5 separate regions of the Mus musculus genome follow, and all the other regions are linked to region 1. Evidence: chromatin loops called from intact Hi-C (ENCODE). Cell type or tissue: left cerebral cortex. All regions are shown on one strand. Region 1 holds the start of Gpaa1 (GPI anchor attachment protein 1). Region 2 overlaps Parp10 (poly (ADP-ribose) polymerase family, member 10). Region 3 overlaps Plec (plectin). Region 4 holds the start of Grina (glutamate receptor, ionotropic, N-methyl D-aspartate-associated protein 1 (glutamate binding)). Region 5 holds the start of Scrib (scribbled planar cell polarity).

What was found. A loop is a pair of places that touch in the nucleus more often than their neighbours do. Peaks named below come from ENCODE experiments on the same cell type or tissue, not always from the same donor. Only the 100,000 strongest peaks of a DNase experiment are listed, where the experiment ranks them.
Region 2: a loop joins it to region 1, with 3 times the contacts of the local background. A loop is called at or near these places in 34 of 42 quality-filtered maps.
Region 3: it touches region 1 in a loop (2.6-fold over the local background); 22 of 42 quality-filtered maps call a loop at or near these places.
Region 4: it touches region 1 in a loop (3-fold over the local background); 34 of 42 quality-filtered maps call a loop at or near these places.
Region 5: a loop joins it to region 1, with 2.8 times the contacts of the local background. A loop is called at or near these places in 9 of 42 quality-filtered maps.

Annotation. Positions count from the first base shown.
Region 1 is chr15:76,330,983-76,335,982 of GRCm38, reverse strand. Gpaa1 (GPI anchor attachment protein 1) reads right to left here and starts at 4,689. Exons shown (of 12, transcript NM_010331.2): 1 at 4,520-4,689; 2 at 3,908-4,087; 3 at 3,712-3,823; 4 at 3,352-3,499; 5 at 3,172-3,273; 6 at 2,884-3,080; 7 at 2,610-2,806; 8 at 2,366-2,519; 9 at 2,093-2,188; 10 at 1,779-1,969; 11 at 1,523-1,693; 12 at 1,084-1,401. The coding sequence starts at 4,593. The coding sequence ends at 1,158. It also overlaps a transcript of Oplah not described here. In left cerebral cortex, a CTCF peak has its summit at 3,097; DNase peaks (open chromatin) are centred at 3,109 and 4,759; H3K4me3 peaks cover 1,277 bases; H3K27ac peaks cover 543 bases.
Region 2 is chr15:76,236,417-76,241,416 of GRCm38, reverse strand. Parp10 (poly (ADP-ribose) polymerase family, member 10) reads left to right here. Exons shown (of 11, transcript NM_001163575.1): 6 at 1-91; 7 at 189-261; 8 at 486-1,130; 9 at 1,235-1,368. Among named protein-coding and RNA genes, the nearest start is that of Parp10, 4.5 kb to the left of the region's middle. In left cerebral cortex, a CTCF peak has its summit at 2,120 (motif pointing left); a DNase peak (open chromatin) is centred at 2,132; H3K27ac peaks cover 311 bases.
Region 3 is chr15:76,187,191-76,192,190 of GRCm38, reverse strand. It overlaps Plec (plectin), which reads left to right. Exons shown (of 33, transcript NM_001163540.1): 7 at 1-10; 8 at 656-771; 9 at 843-949; 10 at 1,055-1,174; 11 at 1,247-1,342; 12 at 1,605-1,732; 13 at 1,996-2,089; 14 at 2,780-2,934; 15 at 3,011-3,320; 16 at 3,406-3,483; 17 at 3,566-3,727; 18 at 3,914-4,018; 19 at 4,117-4,212; 20 at 4,429-4,554. Among named protein-coding and RNA genes, the nearest start is that of Plec, 17 kb to the left of the region's middle. In left cerebral cortex, a CTCF peak has its summit at 2,260; DNase peaks (open chromatin) are centred at 2,157 and 3,561; H3K27ac peaks cover 466 bases.
Region 4 is chr15:76,245,874-76,250,873 of GRCm38, reverse strand. It overlaps Grina (glutamate receptor, ionotropic, N-methyl D-aspartate-associated protein 1 (glutamate binding)), which reads right to left and starts at 4,067. Exons shown (of 7, transcript NM_023168.3): 1 at 3,974-4,067; 2 at 2,697-3,023; 3 at 2,506-2,615; 4 at 2,225-2,425; 5 at 1,974-2,102; 6 at 1,753-1,896; 7 at 970-1,657. The coding sequence starts at 3,000. The coding sequence ends at 1,508. It overlaps Mir6953 (microRNA 6953), which reads right to left and starts at 2,683; the gene lies at 2,616-2,683. In left cerebral cortex, a CTCF peak has its summit at 3,023; DNase peaks (open chromatin) are centred at 3,049, 3,243, 3,671 and 4,165; H3K4me3 peaks cover 1,746 bases; H3K27ac peaks cover 1,388 bases.
Region 5 is chr15:76,067,371-76,072,370 of GRCm38, reverse strand. It overlaps Scrib (scribbled planar cell polarity), which reads left to right and starts at 2,587. Exons shown (of 36, transcript NM_001310543.1): 1 at 2,587-3,142; 2 at 4,593-4,710; 3 at 4,816-4,894; 4 at 4,992-5,000. The coding sequence starts at 2,984. It overlaps Puf60 (poly-U binding splicing factor 60), which reads left to right. Exons shown (of 12, transcript NM_028364.2): 7 at 46-138; 8 at 418-631; 9 at 715-905; 10 at 1,054-1,189; 11 at 1,387-1,622; 12 at 1,744-2,189. The coding sequence ends at 2,043. In left cerebral cortex, no CTCF peak of the experiment used is centred here; a DNase peak (open chromatin) is centred at 2,541; H3K4me3 peaks cover 1,807 bases; H3K27ac peaks cover 686 bases.

The DNA.
Region 1 (5,000 bases):
GGAAGTTTGCCCTCTTTACGTCACGTGAGATAGGCCGTCACACTGGAGAGCAGATGCTCTTACCTATGGGGCCATCACTCTGGCTCAGAGTGAAATTCTTTGAAACCACATGTACCTTCCAAGGGCCAGGAGGCACCAACTCACGGGAAGGCTGGAACCATCAGAGAGGTGTCCCAGAAGGAGGGTCTCCTGGCCCTGAGTGGGTCTAATGGATTTTATAGTTTCCTTGGGCAGAAGGCTCCCTTCCAAACACTGAAGCCACTACTGGGCAGTGTAAAGACACCTCTAGACCTGGTTCTTTTCACTTTTAAAGTGTCTTAGGTCAAGGTCTTGTGGCCATCCCATGATGTGTCTCCAGACTAACCACCAAAGTTACTGACATGGTCCTAACACGTCAGAAAGAACATACTTCTTTCCTTCTTCCACAAAAGGTACCGTAGTTTCTTCTGGGGATCCTGTCACAACCACCCGCTTCCGTCGGTGTTGTCCTGCTTCGGACTGTCCTCTTTTTCCTAGTCTATTGCTTCTGGGTCCTGGCTAGACCTGAGGACCACCTTCCCTACTGTGCCGAGTTCTGCCTCTGGTGGGCACCTCACCTTGGCTTGTGCTACTTTAGGTGGCGCCTCACGCTTCTTCTACTCCAAAAAGCCTTGGCTAGAAGCACAGCCCAGACCCTGAACCTCCTGAGACTCCCACTCCTTTATCCTTTCAGCTCAGAACTAAGATGGTGCTGTGAGGTCTCTGGTTACCACAGCTGTCAGGCCCTCAAACCCTGGCTATGGATTATCTCATGCCCCAGAATCGCTTCTAGCACAGCACTAGACAGCACTGCATAGGTACGTGGGCTGCCTACCTGCAGGCCACCTGCAGGACTGCACGGATTGCTGGCGGTGGGTTTACCCTTGCCCCTTCAGTGTCCAACTGAGGCTCCCCTCCAGAAGTTGATGGAGCTGGGCTCCCACTTCTGCCATCAGGAGAGAAACACCCAAGAACACGACCAGGGTGGCTCCTCTAAAGGGGCGAACAGGACGCCTGGCCAGTTGCCAGAGGCTCTGAGAAGACAGCGGGCCAGGATCCCAAGGTACAGAAACACAGCACTTGTTTATTTCCCAGGGAGGAGGTAGAACGGAGGCTTGGGGGACCCCTTCCCAGACACCTCACTTCCAGAAGAGGACATTCCAGAAAAGCAGCCAGCAAGGATACAGACCCAAGGCCAGTATTGGGAAGAGGAGGGCGCCATAGGTGTAGTGTTCCAGCACACCCTGGGCCAATGCTGTGAGGAAGAGCTGCCAACCCTCTGCCAGAGACAGCGGTACCTCCAGCAGCTCCCGCCACAGGAACAGGCTACCGAAGAGTGTGACTGCTGGGCTGGTCACTACCAGCAGGGCAGCATACAGTGTCCTGGGGAGAAGGGCAACATTTAAGTACGCACCATGGAGGATGCCAGCAAGTGAATAAATGAGGGCTAGCCATCCGGTAAGGGGCAAAGGTACCGGTGGAGAAGAGGCTGACCAGCACGTACCGGGGCCCATGGGGCTTGGCGAGTGCAGCAGCAGGGACCATGGTGGCAGCCAGCAGGAAGCCCAGGGAGAAATTGAGGAGAGCAATGCAACCCAGCTGCAGTGCCAGGTAGATGAGGGCCACTAGTTTCAGTGCCATCCAGCCCCTGTCTGGGACCTGTGAGTTGACCACTCTACAAGGAAAGAAACTCAAGGGTAGTTGGGAATCCGTTTGAGTATTCAGGGACCCAGCTCCAGCTGTCCGGCCCAGCTGCTCACCGGTGGGTGTTGTGTGGAAGGGCCAGGCCGGCTACATAAATCGCGAGCAGCGTCAACACAACAGCCTCGGCTTCGGCCACTGGGAAATGCTGAGTAGCTAAATGTTGGCCCAGCACAGGCAGGAAATAGAGGGCCAGACCCATGGCCTGAGAGATCAGCAGGGGTGCCGTAAGTGAGGCCAGGCCCACACCCTGCAGGACACATGGGTACTTGGAGTTAGGCCAGAGGAATAGGAGAACCCCCAAGGACGCATACCAAAGCACTGCTGGGTATGTTAAAACCCCCATCCTAAGAGCAGTAGAGTATAGCATCACCTGTGTTGGCAAGAGTGGAGTCCCGGGACTAGGGGCCTTCCCAGCCTCCTCCGGGTTGACTCCAGCCTGGTGTAACTGCATCCACAGCTCCAGAGCATAGAGCAAGTCAAGGACCCAGACAAGCCATTGGATGTGATTTGCTAGGTGGGAGATCTTAGGCTCACTTCCCTATCCCTACCATATGTAGGATGAAGGACTATCCCCCCTTTATAGTTAAAGGGATCTGAGTGAGTTTGGCCACAAGTGAGTAGCGAGCACGAGGGTGGAGGATATCTTGAGTCCAAGGACTAGGAGCAGGAAGCCCGTGGCGGGCATGTAGAGTCCGATGGAGACAAAGCGGGAGAGGGCCGGCAGCAGGTAGAAGAAGAATGACTGGTGCAGGCGCTCCAGGAGGTGGTTGAGCTTGCGGAACATGCCCTCCAGAGCCCTGCCAGGAGCACAGTCAGGTCAGGGCCAGCCACCCTCTCACCCCAGCTAGACATGACCTTGAACACGGAAAGGGGTCCAGAGAACTTACTTGCCCACTGTCGCCAAATCATACTTGTATTGGCGGAAGCTATTGATGCCGCGTAGGGTTAGTGCCTCCACTCCGTAGCGCAGAAAAAGGCCGTGGGGGCCGTGGGGCCGGCCAGAGGCCTGCCGCAGCACCATGAGTAGCAGTGTCTGCAAACCCTGCAACGGCCCTTCGAGTGACGTCCAGTCCTGGGGCTGCAGCTTTGGAGGCATGGGGACAGGATCAGACAGACTCACCCCTTCTCACGAGCCCCAGGCTCCCAAGCGGGTGGTCCCACCTTGCCCTGGAGTGTACACAACAGCCCCCCTTTCTGGCAGAAGGTCTGGAAGAGGTTGAGCAGATCAAGGTTGGGCAGCTGACCGTTGAGTCCCTCCACTGTCACATCGAGGCTGGTGACCACGTCGCTGCTCAGCTCCAGAGCTACAGCAGCCTGGATGGCTCCAGCCCTGCCCTGCAGGGGAGATGACTGTATGCCTGTAGGAGCAAGCAGTGAGCACTAGAGGGGGCACAAGGGACCGCGGTTTACTTTGAAAGAGATGGGGAGCAAGACTAGGGCTACACCTACCTGTAACATTAATGTCATGGTAGGCTTCGAGCCAAGCCTCGGTGCCCAGAAGATCATGGTCTGTTACCAGGAAAATGATATCTTTGGCCCAGTAAATCTGCCCTGGAAGCCAAAGGCAGGGTCAGCAAAGGGCCTGGGGCATTGGTCAAATCCTCCCGGACCAGAGCCCCAGAGCCTCACCTCGGAAATGGGCAGCAAGTGCCAACAACAACCCCACAGCCTGGCTATTGGTGGCATCTGGACCACAGGGTACAGTAAGCACCAGGGACTCGGTACTGGCAGAACGTGGGGCCCGCAGGATGCCATACACGTTGGTACCTGACACCATCTGCACAAAGAGTTGATGGGAAAGCCTCAGCAGACCCTCCAGCGGACAGCCTGAAGCCTGTCTTTTTTCCTGGCACTTCAATGCCCACCACTAAAGTTCTTCAGACCATCCCTCCCAGAGTTTCTTGGTTTCAGGGCACTTCAACAAGACACCCAACCCAGGCCACCCTTCCAATGTGCTTTTCTCCCAGGCACACCCCTTTCCCTCAATACATAGCGCTCGTGGGTCTCATCCGGGAAGGGTAGTTTGCGGGAGAAGCTCTGGGTGTAGACCTCCAGCCCTACGGATCGCATGGACCGTTCCAGCCAGGCTACTGGCAGAGCCCTGGAGACACAAAAGATAGCCTCTAAGTAGAGCTCCCTGGTCTCGGCCGCCCCTGAAATCCCCAGCCCGCTGCTAGGCACTCACCCCGGCTTCTTGCGGTGGGCAGCGAAGTCCCGGGCAAAGCTCCGAGCGCGGTCTCCACCTACAAACTGTTCCTCCACCATGGTGGAGCCCATGGCATTCTCAGACATGTAAGTGCGCTGGGTTAACGGCGGAAAAGCCAGCGCCAGAAACCAGGCGATCCCGGCCACGTAGCTCAGCACACTGCGAGAGAGTACAGAGTGGGCTCGGAATTAGCCCGACCTGGAACGCTAGCTCGTGGCTTCCACCATGACCCAGAGGGTCCAGCGGGATGGTCCAAGCCATTAAGAACCCGGAGCCAAAGCCGGGCAGTGGCAGCACACGCTGTTAATCCCAGCATTCAGGGGGCAGAGGCAGGTACAGGCGGATCTGAGTTCGAGGCTAGTCTGGTCTACAGAATAAGTTCCAGGACAACCAGGGCTGCACAGAGAAATCCTGCCTCCGGAAAGGAAAAAAGATCTAAGACCCTAGATCAGCGATGGATAGGGACCAGAGCTCTAAGCTCAGTGTCTGAGTGACACTTGCAAAGAGGTCGCAGACCCTGGAGCAGTAGGCGCGTGTGGAGCCACAGCAGCTCAAGTTCCCGCCAGTCCCGCCCCCTGTGCCCGCCCTCACCAGAGAGGTGTGTTAAGGCGCAAGACGATGCGGGCGAGCGCGCGCCGGCGCACCGGGTCCGACAGGAGACCCATGGCGGGGCGCGGGGCTCTGCTCTCGCGGCAGCTTGACACCTCCAAGAGCAGGGTTCCTGTCGGACCCGGCGCCCGGTGCTGCCTTAATTTCCGGTCCCAGGATCCATCGCGCCACTACTCTTGGTAGCGGCAGACGGAGTTGGGAAACCAGATTGTGCGCATGCTCACAACTGAGGTCGCCAGCTCTGCGCGTGCTCAAAACTGAGGTAGGCTGGAGAAGTACGGGATGCAGTCATGGCCAGTGGGCGGAACTGGAACCTGGGGCTGTGAAGCTGCGGGCGAGCAGCTGGAAGGCGGGACGCTGGCGGATCTCACGACAGAGCAGCGACAGTGTGCCTGCCTAAAGGTTCTCGGGAGTGTAACGCAGGTGGGTAGAGAGCTAGAACGACGAGAAAAGACTGATGCCT
Region 2 (5,000 bases), 95 kb after region 1:
GCACCTTCTTCACAGACTGGAGGCTCAGTTCCAGTGTGTCTTCGGGACAGAACATCTGGCCAGCGCCACCCTGGACATAGACCCTGAAAGGGTAAGATGGAGTTCTACCTTTGTCCTTTTTTTTTTTTTCACGTGCCAGACCTAGATGTCTCCTCCTCTGCTGTGACCCTGACATCCTCTTCCCACAGACAGATCCCACTGAGGCCCTCCAAGTCCTCCATGGCCACATTACAGGCATCGATCAGGAGAGCTTGAGACTGGGTAGGACTCCTAGGGAGCCCGAGTACGTCCTGCGGTCTTTTCTTAACAATCCCCTCCCTGCCCTGCCCTGCCCTATCACTTGTTCAGTGACGCCCTTTTGGCCTACCTTGTACCCACGGATATGATCTCCATCTTTTTATATCTATTCCAATTCACCCTATTGTTTATCATCAGCTTCCTGGCTGGGCCCAGCCTTTGACCCAGTGGCCTCCCTTTGTCTTTAGAGGACGTCCGAGAGCTACTGGCTACCCTGGAGAGCCCACATGGAGGGGAGGACAGGGTGCCTCTGGAGATGGAGAAGGAGAAACCTGGAGGACCAGGAGAGACTGTTGTAGAGCAGCAGGAGGAAATCCCCACACTTGAGGCTGAGGAGGAGCCTGTGGCCCTTAGCACCGGGGCACGTGGGCAGTTAGAAGAAGAAGCCACACTTCAACTGGCTATCCACCGGTCCTTGGAGTCTCAAAGCCAGGTGGCAGATCAGCAGGAGGCTAATGCACTAAGGCGAGCCATGGCCCTTTCCCTGTTAGAAGCAGAAGAGGCCCTGGATGAGGACACTGGGGGCGAGGCCCAGCTGGTGGTGCACACATCCTTTGAGCAGGATGTGGATGAATTGAACCAGGCCTTATCCAATGCCTTGGAGGCACACCTTCGGGAGGAGACAGTGAGTCTCCAAGGGCGCATGCTACCCCCGGAGCTGGGGGCTCGTCTGGAAAGGTGTCATGATGTGAGTGCTACCCTCCGTGGCGACCGAGTTGTCCTCCGTGGCTTTGGGGTCCAGCCTGCCCGCGCGGCTCGCCACTTAGCTGCTCTGCTTGTTGACCCCTGGGACCAGAATTTGACCTTTCCTTTGGAGGCTTCAAAACCCAACTGTGAGTCTGTACCTTGGACTTGAGGGTGGTGGGGGTGGAATGGGTTAGCTTTTAAGCTAGTGCTTGAGACATGGCCCCCACTGTCCTTTCTTCCTGTGTGTCAGTGTCTGAGCAGGGGCTGAAGGAACCCTTGGGCAGACTGGAGGCCCTGGAAGAGAATTCCCAGGAGTTCCAAGATGTGGTGCGGGCCTTTTATAGCACCCTGGATGCTGTCCACGGCAGGATCCGCATTGTTCGAGTGAGTTCATGTCCTGTGTTGCTGGCCTTGTGCCTGGTGTACAGAACTCTTCTTTATATTAGTGTTGGTTGACCAAAAGCTGCTTAAAGTGGATCTTCGAAAGTGGATAGAATGGATCTCCATATCCATGCCTGGCTCTAGGGCCGTGGACATGACCGGGGGCATTGAGGGAGTGAAGAAAAGACAAACACAGGGTTGCACAGGATGCTGGGATGAGGTCTGGGCTCTTAGATGGAGAAACTTCAGCACCTCAGAGTTGAGTGTCGTTATCATATGGAGTGGACCAGGAAGTGGGGTTATTGCATGCAGCTGCACAAGGAGGCAGGGTTATTATATACAGATAAACACGGATTTGTGGATTGGGAAGGCAGGTTTAGCAAATCTCTGTTGGGAGTAGTCTTTGGGCAGTAAATATTCTAGCAGAGAAAGCTATGGGGGACATTTTTCTGCACACACCATCAATATCCATAATTGGACAAGAGGAAGGCTTTGCCATGCCTCTGAATGTTTACGGGCAGGAGGCTTTGCAAGGTTCTAGAATCCTTGGCATGGCTCGCTCACGTCAACATACATTTATTCAGGGCTTCGTTCGCTCAGGGTTCCTCTGCTCCCTACAGTGGGTGAGCACCCCTTCTTTGCCCAGAGAACATTTCGAATCTGAGGAAGATAAACAGAAGGATATAGGGATTAGGGATCTGACAGGCCTGTCTGAGTGAGGCTCTCTACTGGGGACTGTAGAACTGTCTGTGCCACAGTTGGTGCCATCTGGTGGCCAATGTGAGGATTACTCTTCTTGTTCTTGTGTGTATGGCGGGTGGAGGAGGGGCTTTCTGTTTCCAACCCAGGCCAGTTCTGGCAAAGGGCTAGCCCCACCTTCTCTCCTTGTAAATAAAATAATACCCGTGTGTGTGTGTGTGTGTGTGTGTGTGTGTGTGTGTGTGTGTGTGTGTGTGTGTGTGTGTGTGTGTGTGTGTGTGGTATGTAGCTAAGGGAGAAAAATATGCATACATATATGTATTGTATATATTCATAGTGGCTACTCCTCCTGTATTCTTGCTAAATTTGGCAACGATGAACATGGACAAGAAACAAGCTAGTACCAAGGAGTGGGGAGCCTTAGGACGCCCTCCCCAGCATTCCAGGCAGGTGAGAAAAGAAGAGCAGAGGCAGGTAGATCTGTGAGTTTGAGGCTAGCCTGGTCTGCATAGTGAATTCCAGTCCAGCCAGAGTTATATAGTGAGATTCTGTCTCAAAATACACAATTAAATAAATAATAAATAAATGACTGGGAAGAAGAGAGAGACTGTCAGGCTAGTCTGCTACCTGTGACAAGGGAACAAAGAGCATGCAGGGAGTGACCACAGAGACATCCCTGGAAGGATGTGGACAGTCAGGTAGAAGAGAAAACATGATGGCCGACAGCCTTTTCACCCAGAAGACTGGTTGCACTCATAGATGAGGCTAAAGAGGGATGACCTTAAATGGGTAGGAAGTACAAGGGAGGGCTGGAGAGATGACTCAGCGGTTAAGAGCACTGACTGGTTTTCCAGAGTTCAATTCCCAGCATCCACATGGTGCCTCACAACCATCTGCAATGGGATCCAATGCCCTCCAGTGTACTCATACACATTAAAAAAAAAAAAAAAAAAAGGACAGGGGAGTTGTCACTGTGTGGTAAGACTGGGCAAGGTGCTCTCCGCGCTTGATGCTAAAAATTGTGGGTGGGGCTGGCAGCCTCAGTCTCCACACAGAGATGGCTGGAAACTCAGGACTTCCAGTCTTCCCTGGAGGTTAGGCAGGTCACAAGTGGGCCCTCACAACAGCTATGACCTATGACTATCAGTGTCACAGCCACAGGGGCTGCCATCCCTCTGGTCACAGCTGGTTTTCTTAGTAATGTTTGTGCACTCAAGTCTTCTAGACAGTATCTCTATCACTTAAGATGGCACATTTGTGGGTTTTTCCTGTTACTACTTTAGAGACTTTCTTTTTCCTTGTCTAGATATACACAGAGGAATAGAATGGGCTTTCTCTTTCTTTCTTTCTTTCTTTCTTTCTTTCTTTCTTTCTTTCTTTCTTTCTTTCTTTCTTTCTTTCTTTTTGTTTTTTTTTTTTCGAGACAGGGTTTCTCTGTGTAGCCCTGGCTGTCCTGGAACTCACTCTGTAGACCAGACTGGTCTCGAACTCAGAAATCCACCTGCCTCTGCCTCCCGAGTGCTGGGATTAAAGGCTTGTGCCACAAATGCCCGGCTTCTTTCTTTTTCTATCATCTCTTCCTCCTACCATGTCATAATTTGGACATTTACTGTGTATACCCTATGTAGTTAAGGTGCATAAACCAACTTCACTTTATAGTTTTCATGCTTTGGCTCTATGTTGATAAGGATAAAGAAAAAAAGATACTACCCTTGCATCACAACCAGGTAAATGTAACCATATTTGTTACAACTGTGGGAGCTTGCTGGGTGGTGGGAGCACAGGCCTTTAATCCCAGCACTCGGGAGGCAGAGGCAGACGGATTTCTGAGTTCGAGACCAGCCTGGTCTACAGAGTGAGCTCCAGGACAGAGTGAATTCCAGGGCCACACAGAGAAACCCTGTCTCGGAAAAAAAAAAAAAAACAAAAAAAAAAAAACAAGAAAACAAAGCAAAGAAGCAATCAAAACTGTAGGAGCTGGAGAGACAGCTCAGAGGCTAAGAACATTTGTTGCTCTTGCTGAAGACATGGGTTCAGTTCTTCAGTCACATGACAGTTCACAAGCATCCGTAATTCCAGTTCCAGGGAACCTAATGCCTGCTTCTGAACTCTGCAGGCACCGGACATGTGTGTGGTATACAACCATGCAGGCAAAACACAGACATTAACAATATTTTTTAGCATATCTTATTTTCAATTTTTATTGTATGTTATGCATATGAGTGTTTTGCCTGCATGTATGTCTGTGCACCATGTGATATGGTGCCAGAAGAGAGCATCACATGGGTCCTGGGAATTGAATCCATGACCTCTCAAAGACCAGCCAGTGCTTTTTGACTCCAGAGCCATCTCTCCAGCCCCTAAAAACAAAAACAAACAAACAAACAAAAACCCTCTTATCTTTTTAAAGTAAAATAAAACAAAGCTGTGGTGAGCCTGGAGAGGTGACTCAGTGGTCTGGAGAGCCTGCTTCACTCTCAAGAGTACTAGAGTTTGCCAAATACCTGCCCTGTTAGGCCCTTCACAGCTGCCTGTCACGCCAACTCCAGGAAGCCGCCGATGCCCACTTGTGGCCCCTGAGTGTACCTACACATACACACATCCAGAAATTAAAACGACAAAAATCTTAAAGAGGGGAAAGCAAAGTAAACAGACAGGTAAAACCAAACCCCTTACAAGCCAGTGTGGTAGACTAAGGGTGTGGCTCAGCTGGCGCAGGGCTTCCAAGCATTCCGAGAGCCCTGGGTTCAGTTCCCAGCCGTGAACAGCAGGGTACGGTGGCACAGCATCCCAGCCGTGAGGATGCTGTGAGGTTATCCTCAGCTCCATACTGAGATCAAGGATACCCTGAGGTACATGAGATTATATCTCAGAAAGCAACAACAAAATAATAAGCAACACTGGATGAAAGAAGAGTGGGGGATTTAGTGCCTTCT
Region 3 (5,000 bases), 140 kb after region 1:
ACCGGCACAAGTATGTTCCTGTGGCATGGAGGAAGGCTGGAGGTTGGGCGACTTCAACCCGGTGACTTCCAAACAAGTCAGGGCAGAGGGAGCAGGAGGAGTATCCGGATGTTGGAACCTGATGCCCGCAGGGTGTACTGAATGCCAGCAGCTTCCTCTGGGAGGTGCCTAGAGCAGGGCCCTGCCTGTCTCCTGCAAGGCCCTTCAGAAGCACCTCTGTCCTTCCGGCCTGGTCATGCCCACACAGATCCTCAGAAGAAGCCTGATGGGCAGGGAGACTATAGGAGCCCAAGCTGATGCTGTCTAACCTGTGCCCTGCTCCTGTGCTGATGCCCACCATAGGCTCTGTGGGCCCCCGTTGCTGGGTGTGGTAGTGCGTGCCTTTAACCCTAGTGCTCCAGAGGCAGACACAGAGGCAGGTGGTTCAGTGAGTCTAGTCTACACAGGAGTTATAGTCAGCCAGGGTTACAAAGAAGACCCTGCCTCAAAACCACAACAACCCCCCAACCCAAAACAAAAATCAACTCCCTCAGGGCAGGATTGGAGATGTTAGGGAAGTAAGAGGGTATGGGCTCTGTTTGCTAGGATGTACGAAGGAACGTTTATGTAGCCCTGCTCAGTGGGTGTCTCTGTTATCATCCCAACTTGTCCACAGGCCCATGCTCATAGATATGAATAAAGTGTATCGACAGACCAACCTGGAGAACCTAGACCAGGCATTCTCGGTGGCAGAGCGGGACCTGGGAGTTACACGGCTCCTGGACCCAGAAGGTACGATCCGCTGGCTTTCCCCATCTTCACCCTTGCTGCCTGGACCCCACTGAGCCAACCTCTCCCTGCAGATGTGGACGTCCCTCAGCCTGATGAAAAGTCCATCATCACCTATGTTTCATCCCTGTACGATGCTATGCCCCGCGTGCCTGGTGCACAGGACGGAGTGAGGGCCAATGTAAGTGGGTGGACGGGTGCCCTTGACGGGTGTCCCTGACTGACGGTGCATAGTGTACTAGATCCCGAGACCCTGAAGGTTGCTCACTCAGGCCTTTGCTCCTAGGAGCTGCAGCTTCGTTGGCAGGAGTACCGGGAGCTTGTGTTGCTGCTGCTGCAATGGATCCGGCACCACACCGCTGCTTTTGAGGAGCGCAAGTTCCCCTCCAGCTTTGAAGAGATTGAGGTAGGCCTGCCTACTTGGGCTGGCATCCTTGGATTGTCTTGGTGTAGCTGCTGACACCCCTTGCCTCTACAGATCCTATGGTGCCAGTTTTTGAAGTTCAAGGAGACAGAACTTCCTGCCAAGGAGGCAGACAAAAACCGGTCCAAAGTTATCTACCAGTCTTTGGAGGTAAAGTGAGGTGCTTCTAAGGGGAGTGAGTGGGGTGTCTTCTGGTTTGGGGACAGCTGGGGGGTATGAGGGTCATGTATTCCCTAGGTAGATAAATCGAGACGTCTGAGCCCCAGAATTCAATGCCTCTGTAGTATGGCTTGCTCTTGCCTATCCCTAGTGCTTAGGAGCCAAAGTTATGCCAGGTTGTGGAGAAGCTGAGGGGCACAGCATCCAGGATTCCCTGTGTCCAGTTTAGGCCTGAGCTTGCCCCTCTTCACAGGGGGCAGTACAAGCGGGCCAGCTCAAGATTCCCCCTGGCTACCACCCACTAGATGTGGAGAAGGAGTGGGGCAAGCTGCATGTGGCCATCCTGGAGCGGGAGAAGCAACTGCGAAGCGAGTTTGAGAGGTGGGCCATGTGGAGGGTGGCAGGCGGTGCGGGAGACAGCGGGCGGGTGGGGCCCTGTGGTGGCAGGGGAACCACCCTAGGGTGAGTCACTGCCTGAGGAGGAAACCCCCCCACACCCGACCAAGCTTCGGTGTTTGGGGCCAGCGGGACAGTACGCCCGAGGCAGGCTGAGAGGCCAGAGCAGAGGGGAGCTCCTCTGACGCTGCAGTGTGGGGGGCCCCTGAGTGACTCCCTGTGGGGCTCTGCCGTGATCTGGTCCATAGGCTGGAGTGTCTTCAGCGCATTGTGAGCAAGCTACAGATGGAGGCTGGGCTGTGTGAGGAGCAGCTGAACCAGGCGGACGCCCTACTGCAGTCGGTGAGGGAGAGAAGAGAGGCGGGGCAAGGGGTAGGGTGGGCACCCCTCCAGGCCTGAGGGAGGTAGGAGGAGCATCGGGCTGCTTACTCTGCAGCCAGGGTTGTGGCCTGCTGGGCTACAGGCCCAGGGTGTGGCACTAGGGCGGGAAAACCGGGCCCTTTTGGTCTGCTGCCAACCCTGACCTCCTTTTGTGAGCAGAACTGGCCTCTGGCCACCAGGCAGGACTGTCTGCCTCCCTGCTTCATTCCAGCGTGGCCCTCATCCCCTCCTTCCTCAGAGAGTAGGGAGTAGGGAGACCCCAGCCTCATGGCTAGATGAGGGCTTTGGGGTCCATAAGGCACAGGGCTGTGTGAGCCTGGGTGGGAGAAGTTATGTGGTAGGTGATGGAGCTTGAGGCACAGAGTCTCCTGTGAACAAAGCTGGGACAGTCTCTGTCCTTGGACCTAGTGGGAATCTTTTGAACAGGATCCTGAGTCCCGGGAGAACTGATACAGATTAGTCTAGAAGCGTGCTAGGAAGATGTGTGGGCTCACTGGGAGGGAAAGGAGTGAATGAGAATCCAAGGCTGTGAGCCACACGGGACCTTGATTTTTAGGCTGGGGGAAGGGGTGAAGGGGCAGCGTTGGTTGAGAACCCTAGGCAGTGAGTAGGAGAGTTAGCCAGGCCAAGTCACTCAGGACGGTCTTGCAGGATATTCGGCTGCTGGCCTCAGGCAAGGTGGCTCAGCGAGCTGGGGAAGTCGAGAGAGACCTGGACAAGGCTGATGGTATGATCCGGCTGTTGTTCAATGATGTGCAGACCCTTAAAGATGGGCGGCATCCACAGGGTGAACAGATGTACCGGAGGTATGTACCTTACCTGGGAAGGCTGGGTTAGGAGGTCTGAGACCCGCCTGACCTCCCAACTCCTGTGCTTCCTCAGGGTGTATCGTCTGCATGAGCGCCTGGTAGCCATCCGCACTGAGTACAACCTCCGGCTGAAGGCAGGAGTGGGTGCCCCTGTGACCCAGGTGACCCTGCAGAGTACACAGAGGCGCCCAGAGCTAGAGGACTCCACACTGCGCTACCTGCAAGACCTGCTGGCCTGGGTAGAGGAGAACCAGCGTCGAATAGACAGTGCTGAGTGGGGCGTGGACTTGCCCAGTGTGGAGGCCCAGCTGGGCAGCCACCGAGGCATGCATCAGTCTATAGAGGAATTTCGGGCCAAGATCGAGCGGGCTCGGAATGATGAGGTAAGCGGTATGCCTGAGGGAGGCAGTGGCTGTGCGCTAGGCCCAGGCCACTGCAGACCTGACTACCCACTGATCTCTCCTGCAGAGCCAGCTCTCCCCTGCCACCCGGGGTGCCTACCGGGACTGCCTAGGTCGCCTAGACCTGCAGTATGCAAAGCTGCTGGTGAGTGGGGACTGCAAGCGGCTAGGAGGGGCTGGGAGGGGTAGGCAGCCGCAGTCACTGACTAATTCTTTCCTCCTTAAAGAACTCCTCCAAGGCCCGCCTCCGGTCCCTGGAGAGCTTGCACGGGTTTGTGGCGGCAGCTACCAAGGAGCTGATGTGGCTGAATGAGAAAGAAGAGGAGGAAGTGGGCTTTGATTGGAGTGACCGCAATACCAACATGGCAGCCAAGAAAGAAAGTTACTCGGTAAGGCAGCGTTTCCTCCTTAGGATGTCCTCCCTCTCCCTTCCCACTCACACCCACCCATACTGTTCCCCAAGGCTGGGAGTCCCTTGAGTTCAGCCCCAGGGCTCTGAGAAGATGGGCCTGGGACTTGGACGGCATGGGCAGTGTCCCTGAGACTGTCCCTGAGACTCTCCTCCCTTCTGTCAGGCCCTGATGCGAGAACTGGAAATGAAGGAAAAGAAAATCAAGGAGATCCAGAACACAGGGGACAGGCTGCTGCGGGAAGACCATCCTGCCCGGCCCACGGTGGAGGTGGGGGCACAGCGGCAGGGAGCCCTAGGAGCACCTGTGGGGGTAGGGCTATGGGACTGATGGCTGGGAGTGGGTTCTAAGGCCCGTGCTGTCCACAGTCCTTCCAGGCTGCCTTGCAGACACAGTGGAGCTGGATGCTGCAGCTGTGTTGCTGCATTGAAGCACACTTGAAAGAGAATACAGCCTACTTCCAGGTAAGGACCAGAGCCTCTCTTCTTCTTCTGGTGCAGCTCTCGTGCCTGAAAGGGTCCTCATAGCACCTGACAGATGTCCGGCCTTGGTTCACCATCCTCCTAGGGGTAGGGCTGGGGGAGTTCCACTACCTCTTCCCTCCGGTCTGGCTTCTGCTCAGACAGCTGGCCTAGGGTTTGGACTCTGCCACCCCTAGATGACCCCTCCTCCCATCCTAGTTCTTCTCAGATGTTCGGGAGGCGGAGGAACAGTTGCAGAAGCTACAGGAGACGTTACGCAGGAAGTACAGCTGTGACCGCACCATCACCGTCACCAGGCTCGAGGATCTGCTGCAGGATGCCCAGGTGAGCAGCTGTGAACAAGGCACAGAGGGACGGACTAGACTGGACATGGGCTGCGAGGGTGTCTGAGGATGGGATGGAAGGCCAGCAGGGTGAGAGACACATGGGGGTGCATGTCGTGTGTATGTAACGAACAGAAAAGCTGGTGACAGGTGCCCCTCTGGTGGGCTGGGAAGAGCCTCGCCCAGCCTGAATGGAGGTGTCAGCTGGGATCACCAGCCCTGTGGTGAATAGGCACTGACTTTATGGCCTGATGATTGGAGCAGGTGGAGCTGCAGGGCTGTGAAGGGCAGCTGGATGTGCCCATATATGCTGGGGCGTGGCTGGGGGTTATCCACAACAGTGTCAGCACTCTAGGTAGGGAGTCAGAGAGGCAGAGGGGAGAGGAGGAAGCTGAGTGTATGATCTGCAAAGACTGGGTGGGTCTCAGCTACCACACCGACAGGAGA
Region 4 (5,000 bases), 85 kb after region 1:
GAATATGGCTTCATCCTGAGGGTACCAGGTAGATGGGTCTTAGGTAGGTGGGTCATGGGATCCACGGCTCACATCTAACAGTCTGGTTTGTAGACCGAGAGTCTTGATGAATCGAAGACTGGCTGGGGAAGGAATGGGACAGAATGGAGGAGGGGGTGACTGCATCTGGCCTGGGGAGATAACGCAGAAACCCCAGGTTTGGGAGAGGACGCTTGTGGCTCGGTACCTGTGGTCACTGGGTGGCTTTGTGGTACACACGAGGAACTGATGCTAGTTAATTAAATTAAATACACCCATATACTGCCAGGAAGCAACAGCCCAAAGATGCAGAGTCCTAGGGAAGAGACCTGTAAGAATCAAGGCCACTCTGACCTTGTGGTTTCAGGTTAGGGGACTGAACTGTGTTGAGATCCAGAAGGACTCACTCCACTTGTGCAGGGACTTGGATGGATAAATGAAGGCTCCAGAGATGATGTGGCCGGAGCAAAGGCAGGAGGGGGAACAGGCAGGCCTGAGGAACTGGCACCAAATGGCAATGCCAGGGAGTTAGAGGCCAAGGAGCCTGCCTGGTAGAGCCATCTCTGTTCGGCTCTTTCAGGGTTGTGCCAATGACCTACATGCTGCTGGTCCTGGTCAGAGACATAGAGACCTTATAGAGAGCCCACTGCTGCACTGTGCTACTCTCAGAGCGTAGAGATATACACAGTCTACTCCACACTGTGTGACCTGGCACTATGCCCGTGCCTCAGGAGTCCTGTTCATCAGTTCAGATCTCGGTGCACACCTTAAAATGCAGCCAGAAAGACAGCAAGAAAAGAAGCAGCGCACACACTGGATTAGCTAACTGTCATTAACCGCTGTCGTCAGTGCCTGTCCAGAACTAACCATCAGCCAGGGCAGGGGGTGCTGAAGCCCCTCCATGCCTCCTGGAGGAAGTGGCAGTGAAGAGAGACAAGGAGAAGCAGAAAGCAGAAGGTACCCTTTTATTGGCATTTTAACAATGGCAGCACGAGAGAGCCTCCTCCCTTGAAACATGACATCCTCTCTGCTCTTGGGGCCCAGCGCAAGAATGAGACCCCGCCCTGCGTGCCCCTCAGAAGGCAGGGTGGGGAGGGGACACGGGTACTCTATGCCAGGGGAGCCGGGACAGAAGGGAAGACGTGCACCCTCACCTCTTGGTATGATCCTTCTCCCCTGAGACCTGGTGTTGGTCCCTGACCCTGGGATGGGGCTGGCAGACAGGGCTCATGCAACAGTGAGTGGACAGAAGGTGGCACAGAAATGCAGCCCTGTCGCCCCTTGGCAAGGGCAAAAGGGATAAAGGGGGCCATGCTGTGGCCATAGAGGGTCCAGACGTTAAGTATTTGCAGTGTACATACAAGAGGGCGAGAGGGACTCCCTCTGCACCAGGCCAGGCCTGGGGACCAGAGAGAGGGAAGCACAGATGGCATTGTCATGCCAGGGGCATGGGTCTGAGCCAACCATGCCACCTGAGCTGGGGCTTGTTCTACTCCTTGGCACGGCCAATGATGGTGAGAATATATAGGAAGATGTTGATGATGTCCGTGTACAGGTTCAGGGCCGCAAACACATATTCTTCTGGGCTCAGGGACAGCTGCTTGTTCCCCAGGAGTAGCTGGGTGTCCACTGCCAGGAACTAGCGGGTAAAGACACAGTTGGTCGGTATTCGACAGCTTATTCACTCATCCCGGCCGGCATCCCAGGAAAGGCCTTCCCAACACCCTCACTCACGCAGGTGAAGAGCAGAGCGCCCAGCGAGGCGTATACAATCTCCAGGATGCGGTTCCGGATGAAGATGCAGAGGATGGCGAAGATGAAGAGCACCACAACACTCACCAGGAGCACGCCCATGCACGAGGTGAAGTCATAGCGGGTCTGGGAGGGAAGGAGAGAGGTGAGACTGTGGGTGTTGAGGGCTCTGGGGCAACCGTCCTGTCTTAGGTCCCCCTCACCTGCATGGAGAAGATGACCACCGTGAAGCAGACAGCTGTGGTGATGCCCACGGCCATGATGACTGCCTCCGTGTTGTAAAAGCTGGCTATCATGCCCACCATGTAGGACAAGCTGACGGTCAGGATCGACTGCGGAAGAGGATCACAGGGGGGGCCTTGGGTGTGGGGAGCTGCTCTTGGTCCAACCCTGTCCAACCTCCCTGTCCTGTCCCACAGGCCTAGGTGAACTGGGCTCAGGGATTGAGAGTTACCAGAGCAACAAGGTTCCAGGGATGCTTTCGCCGGAAGTCCCCACAACAGCTGAGAACAATGAGGGAGATGAAGAAGATGGCGTAGGAGACATAGTAGGTCCAGACATTCTCCCGGACAAAGCCCTTCACCTCCCCAACAAAAGTGAAAATGGCCACAGTGGACAGGGTCACCGACAGCTGCAGGGTCAGCACCAGGAACACCTGGGGAAGGAGCCAATCAGAGCCCCGCCTTGGCGGCCTCCTTGTGGCTCCTCCCACACCACACATATGCCAGGCCCAACCTTTCTGATAAAGGCCTGGCGAATGTTCTTGTCCCAGTTGACAGCAGGGAAGTCCTGGTTGTCATAGTAGGATGGAGGCCCTTCCTCCTGGTAGTTCCCATGCTGAGGTGCTGGGGACATAGAGGCTGGGTCAGTGTCCCCTGAGGGCACTTGAATCCCTGCCCCTGCCCCTTACCCTTCCCTACACTTACAGCCAGGGTCCTGGAAGGGTGGTGGCTGTCCATAGGGGTTGGGCGGGAAGGGGCTCTGTGGGTATGGCCCCTGTGGGTAGCCTCCTTGAGGGTAGGGCCCTTGAGGGTAACCACCCTGTGGATAGGGGCTGGGACCATGGGGATATCCTGGCTGACCATAGGGAGAGGGCTGGAAAGGGGCCTGTGGGTATGGGGCCCCAGGGTAGGGAGCCTGAACATAGGGAGGCATAGGGGCTTGGGGCCCCACAATGTTTTGGGGAGGATAACTGTCCCCAGACACCAAGAAACTCTTTTCATGGGACATGGCCTCGGGTTCTGTGGCTGCCCCTAGAGGAGAAAGAGAGAACAGTTAGCTCTGAGAGACTGAAACCAGTGACAGCCATACCTGCTGCGGACCAAGGAAGAAAACAACAACAACAACAAAAACAACTGGCCATGACCTTTGTACAGGGCTGTAGGGAGTCACAGAACAAGGAGGCGTTGGGTGGGGCACGGGAGACCGATGTGGACCCCTTGGAAGGGGCTCCTCTAGCTCGACCTGGGGTGGGGGATGGGAGGAAGAGTGATGGCTGTCAGCCTCAGCTTGGAGCTTGGGAGATGCCTTCTCACCGCTGCGGGTCTTTCGGGTCAGAGCTCAGCAACGAAGAGTCTAGAGGCACAGCGCAGTGGCTAAAGAGGTGTGGGGGTGTGCCCTGGCTCTCCCCGTCCTATCCCTCCTATTAAGCAGCTTGAAGGGGCCAGCGCTAGCGGCTATTTCTATCCGAGGAAATCCCCAGGCCATCTGTGACCAGCGGGAACCCTGACCCTCCTCTTAAGCACAGGGCTGAATGTCCCTAGCTCCGGGTACTGAATGCAGGCCTGTATTGGCTGCTAAGGTGTCTGCTAGTAGGGTACGCCAGGAACAGAGGGGTGCGGGGGTGTGTGGGGGATGGAAGCGACCAGAGGGCGTTCAAGGGAACAAAGCAGGGATGGGGACGACGGAGGAGGGGGCGGTGGCCACAGAATGCGCCCCGAGGGTGGATTGGTCGTCTTGTCGGGTTGGGGGTCGCTGGGCTTCGGGTCTGGGCCGCTACAGAGCGCCGCCCTCTCCCTCTTGCTCAGGGCCGCCAGAGCTCCCCACCCCCAATGATGCCACCAGTCTGGGTGAGCGGGCCGCGAGTCCTGACCGAACCAACTGACCCGAGGCGGTCGCGCTCAGTAACACAGGGAAGGGACGGCCGACTGACAGGGGGGCTACGGCGGCGGTACACTCTTGGGATTGGTCGGGGGGGACTCACCGCTCCCGGGAGCCAGAGACCGGTGCTTACGGTGCCCGCTGCGCAGCCGCGCGCGGTGATGGCCGGTGCGTCCGCACCTGCACCCGCTGGGCGGCCGGATTGCTTGGGCCTGCGCCTGCCGCTGGGGAGACGCAGAAGAGCCTTGTGACTGGGCGGGCCTTATGATGGGGCGGGGCCTTGTGATGGGGCGGGGCCTTGTGGTGGGGTGGGGTCTTGGGCGGGGCGGGGCGGGGCGGGGCCTTGATGTAAGGCGAATGTTGTCACCTGTCCCGGAGCTTCTGAGCCTACAGAAACTGCTTGGTCCAGCTTGCCTAGGCAGTCTGCTATTGTCTGTAGGCGTCCTAAGTCAGAGTCCTGAAGCCCTGCGCTTTCTGATCAGAGATGGTTGGGTTCTGGCGTGGGTGCTAACGACTTCGGGAGGCAAGACTCTCTTTAGCTTATGTAGCTCTCTATTGATGAATTCAATATCGATTCCTAAATCCAGGATTTACTGAAGCCTCCAAGGACTCTTGGAGAGTCCTTCTTGGCCTTTCATTTTGAGACAAGGTCTCAGTCAGTAACCACAGCTGGCTTGGAACTCACTATGCAACACAGGCTTACCTCAGACATGGGGCAGTCCTCCTGCCTTAGCTTTCCAACTACACTTACAACACGAACCACGACACCCAGACACTTGCTTGCTTTAAGACACAGCATTCACAGCTGGGTGGTAGTGGCACATGCCTTGAGGCAGAGGCGGGTGGATCTCTTGAGTTTGAGGCCAGCCTGATCTACAGAGCGAGTTCCAGGACAGCCAAGCCAGCACTGCATAGTGAGACCCTGTCCTGACAAACAACAACAAAAGCCACAACATTCATTTTATCCACACCTAGTCCAGATCAAGAGACTTAATCGTTTAATTGTCCCATTCTCTCCATACTCTTGTCACTTAACCTCAGATCCTCAAAATAATCTTGTCAGGACATAGAGGGTGAGGCCAACTCCCTGCTTCACTTCTGGGGGGTGGGGCGGGGAGAAGGGAAGGGGA
Region 5 (5,000 bases), 260 kb after region 1:
CCCTCTGTCTGCTTTCCTTGCCTTCTAACACCTTCCTGTATTCAGGGCTTTGCCTTCGTGGAGTACGAGGTCCCAGAAGCTGCGCAGCTCGCTTTGGAGCAGATGAACTCTGTGATGCTTGGGGGCAGGAACATCAAGGTAAGGACAAGAAAGTTTGGTCTTAGCCGGGCAGTGGTGGCACACGCCTTTAATCTCAGCACTTGGGAGGCAGAGGCAGGCGGATTTCTGAGTTTGAGGCCAGCCTGGTCTACAAGTGAGTTCCAGGACAGCCAGGGCTAGACAGAGAAACCCTGTCTTGAAAAACCAAAAAAAGAAAAAAAGTTTGGTCTTGGACCTAGAATAATTGTTCCGTGAAGTTACATACATACAAGCAGTCACCACAGGCCTAGGCTGATGTTTCTTCTTGACCTTCTTCAGGTGGGAAGACCCAGCAACATTGGACAAGCCCAACCCATCATAGATCAGCTGGCTGAGGAAGCTAGGGCTTTCAACCGAATATATGTGGCCTCTGTACATCAAGACCTGTCTGATGATGACATCAAGAGTGTATTTGAAGCCTTTGGCAAGATCAAGTCTTGTACGCTGGCCCGGGACCCCACAACTGGCAAGCACAAGGGCTATGGTTTTATCGGTGAGTTTGGGAAGGGCCAAGGAGAAGAGGGAGCCCGCCTCTTACTGGGGCTGGCTTTTCTCACTGCTCATCCTGCCCTGCAGAATATGAGAAGGCCCAGTCGTCCCAGGATGCTGTGTCCTCCATGAACCTCTTTGATCTGGGTGGCCAGTACTTGAGGGTGGGCAAGGCCGTCACACCCCCCATGCCCCTGCTAACACCTGCCACGCCTGGAGGTCTCCCGCCTGCTGCTGCTGTGGCCGCAGCTGCAGCCACGGCCAAGATTACAGCTCAGGTGAGAGCTGGTGCAGTGATGAGTGTGGACAGTGGGTGGACAGACCCACTCAGCCTTTGGGAACTGGCTCTTAGATGGTTTGGGTGGGAACAAAGAACTGACTGTGAGAACAGACTAGAAACTGACTCTGCTTGTCTTTTGGTTGCAGGAAGCAGTGGCTGGAGCAGCAGTGCTGGGTACTTTAGCCACACCAGGACTAGTGTCCCCAGCACTGACACTGGCCCAGCCCTTAGGGGCCCTACCCCAGGCTGTCATGGCTGCCCAGGCCCCTGGAGTCATCACAGGTGAGTCTGAGTTGATCAGGTTCTCTTCCATTCCTTTCCCCTCTCCTCTAGGGTCTGTCTTCAGCTTCCCAACCCATACTTACTTCGGTGTAATCCCTTGAATCCAGGACAGGCTGGCTATCGCCAACCATCTCTTTACTCTTTCCCAAACAGGAGAGTGTATGTGTGGCTATTAAACTCGGTTGGTTTTGCTGCAGGTGTGACACCAGCCCGCCCTCCTATTCCGGTCACCATCCCCTCTGTGGGAGTAGTGAACCCCATTCTCGCCAGCCCGCCAACGTTGGGTCTGTTGGAGCCCAAGAAGGAGAAGGAAGAGGAGGAGCTGTTTCCTGAGTCAGAACGGCCAGAGATGTTGAGTGAGCAGGAGCACATGAGCATCTCGGGCAGCAGTGCTCGCCACATGGTCATGCAAAAGCTACTCAGAAAACAGGAGGTAAGTAGGTGGGCTCGTGCCAGGCCCGCTCTCGGCGGTATGAATGTGAAGTAGTGGGTGATAGGTCGCAGCATTCAGGTGTCTTTCCCACAGTCACAGCAGTCAATTGTCTTTCCTACAGTCTACAGTGATGGTTCTCCGAAACATGGTGGACCCCAAGGACATCGATGACGACCTGGAGGGAGAGGTGACAGAGGAGTGTGGCAAATTTGGTGCTGTGAACCGGGTCATTATCTATCAAGAAAAACAGGGCGAAGAGGAAGATGCAGAAATCATCGTCAAGATTTTTGTGGAATTCTCCATGGCCTCAGAGACTCACAAGGCCATCCAGGCCCTCAATGGGCGCTGGTTTGGTGGTCGCAAGGTGGTGGCTGAAGTGTATGACCAGGAGCGTTTTGATAACAGCGACCTCTCCGCGTGACTTTGGCCTCATTTCCTGGACTTGCACTTGCCCCTTCCTTCCTTTGGGTTTTGTAAAGTGTTAACCGTGGTGTGTCCCTGGGACCAGGCACTCTGCCCAACCCACCCTGTAGTGTACATAAAGATGCAGATACCACTGGCCCTGAAGTCCCTGTGTCTGAAATTGGTCCTGTGACCCAAGCTGGTTGTGTGTGGAATGTCTTATCAGGGTTCCAAGGCACCAGGGACAAGGAGGGCGTTCAGCCTGCTGTGCAGGGGTGAACAGGAGGGACCGGGGTGGACAGGCCTTGCTTTATCTTCCTTTGTGGGGAGTGCTGGCTTGCAGCCTTGCTCACGTGGATAGCTCTGAGAGCTGTCTGGCCCTGAGATCTGTAGGATCCAGGACCAAGAGAGCATTTTGTGGGCGGGCGGGCATCTGAGTTGTTACACCTGCTAGTATGGGTTACGCCAGAGCGAGGCCGGAAATCCCGACATGCCCCGCGCGAGACCGCTACGGGTCGTCGGAGACGCCACGCCGCGTGGCCCTTTGGGAGCTGTAGTTTTGAGCAGAGAGGGCGGGCCTAGGCTTCCCGGCGGGCTGCGCGGCTGGGCGGTTGTCGCGGGCAGCGGCGGCGGTTCCGGCTGCGGTGCTGCGGGCGGATGAGCTGCTAGGTGAGCAGGCCGGGCGGGATGCGGAGCCGCCGCCGCGCCCCCAGCGCCTAAGAAAGCGCTGCCGGGTCAGGCCGTGCTGCCAGCTGTGTGCCGCCGTCGGAGCCTACAGCTCGTATTGAACGCGGGCCGAGCCGAGCGCCGACCCCGGCCACAGTCCGGGACCCGGCTGCCCGCCCCACCCCCGCGCGCGCCGCTCCGCCCGCGCTCGGCGCTCATGCGGGCCGAGCCCCGCCCCCCGGCCCGAGCCCGCCGAGCGCCTCCCGAGCCCGCGCTCACTGCCCGCCCGCATCATGCTGAAGTGCATCCCGCTCTGGCGTTGTAACCGGCACGTGGAGTCGGTGGATAAGCGGCACTGCTCGCTGCAGGTTGTGCCAGAGGAGATTTACCGCTACAGTCGTAGCCTCGAGGAGCTGCTCCTCGACGCCAACCAGCTGCGCGAGCTACCTAAGGTGAGCGGCCGCCGCACCTGCTGCCCCGCGCTCAGTTCTCGGGGTGGTGTATGACTTCTGGGGCAGCCGGCTGGAGCGAGATCTCAGCAGGCGCTGCCCGAGCTGGGCACCGCAACCTCCAGCCGGCCCTGCAGGTTCCTACTGGTCAGAGCCCCGCCCCAGCCAGCCCCACCCTCCTCCAGCCGCCGGTGTTGGCACCTGGTGGCAACCTGTCTGGGGACTAAGTAGATACTGAACCTAAAAGGGGAGCCAACAGAGAAGCCCATGAGAGCACAGGAGGAGGATGGGTCCAGGGTGCGAGACCGACCCGGGTTAGCAACTGTTAAAGCTAGTTGGGCTACTTTAAGGGTAGGAAGTTGGTTTTCTTGCACTGTGTTCTGCCTTCGTTTTGGGAGGAGAGGTTTGCAGTGCTGAGTGGGACTCTCCTAAGATACTTGCAGTGTCAGATCTATTCTGTCATCGCTCAGCGGAGAGCCCACCTTTCACTGTCTGTGTTCCTTCCTGTCGGGTTTGTTTGGGGTTTTTTTTGTTGTTGTTGTTCTGAGGCCACACTAGAAGGAAGGCCAAAGGAGGCAGGTTATGTAGGACTTACTTTTCTGAGATAGGGGACTCAGTGGTCTGATATTCTTGCCGGCTGGTGGCGTTGCGGGTGTTCTTCATAGACCTTTATGGTATCCGTGTGTGAATCTTGGACATTTTGCACTTGTGTTTCTCTCTGGTGCCTGTTGTTGTTATTGCTTTTTTTTTTTTGTTCTGTTTCTTGAGACAGGGTTTCCCCTTCGTAACCCTGGTTATCCTGGAATTCATTCTGGCTGTCCTAGAACTCAGAGATCCACCTGCCTCTGTGGGTACTAAAGATGTGCACCACCCACAACCCACCCCAGTGCTCTCTGGTGTTTTTATTGTTGTTCTCTCTTTGTTAAGCTCTTGCTGTTCATTGTTGGGGTTCCTGAAGAGCTCCAAACTCCTTTAGAAGAGGTAGTTTGGATAGTAGGTAGGATACTGAGAGTGACTGACCCATAGGGCAGAGGGCAGGGGCTATCCATTTGGGAGCTGCTGATGTCTTGCCTGGGGCATGTTATCTGGGTGACATCTGGGTAATAGTGAGAGGTGGGCTTTCCACCGAGAAATGAGAGCGTAGGTCTGACAGTATCTTAGGAGAGTCCCCCTCAGCAGTTGCAGAGTATCATTGCAGAACAGCAGTGGTACATGTGACAAATGACACAAGGGAGACCAGGCATCAGGTGGGCAGGGGTGTGTTTTGCAGGCTTCTTTGTCTGGTTTTTCAGCACACTGGGTATCATGGCTAGAGCCGCAGAACCTTGTGTGACCTGGGATACAAAGAGGTCCAGGACCCTGTGGCCATGATCCTCCTGGTTTGGAAACTCTCCCATACCCATAGGGCTTTGGCTATAGAGCCTGTTCCCCTGATCACATCTTCTGCCCACAGCCCTTCTTCCGACTGTTGAACTTGAGAAAGTTGGGCCTCAGTGACAACGAGATCCAGCGGCTGCCTCCTGAAGTGGCCAACTTCATGCAGCTGGTGGAGCTAGATGTGTCCCGGAACGGTAGGGGGGGAGGGCGGGTGGCACTCCGTGAACATAGGGGGGAGCATAGGGGCTCCTGGGAGCTCCTGAGGCGTGCCATCCTCACGGCACCCTCTCCAAACACAGATATTCCTGAGATACCTGAGAGCATAAAGTTCTGTAAGGCTCTGGAGATTGCAGACTTCAGTGGGAACCCCCTGTCTAGGTAAGTGTTAGCCCACAGTGCGGGTTGGCTCTTGGCCACGGCAGGGTCTAGAGCTCTTCCATGCGTATCTGAGGCCTGTGTTGCTTTGTTTCTCCAGACTTCCGGA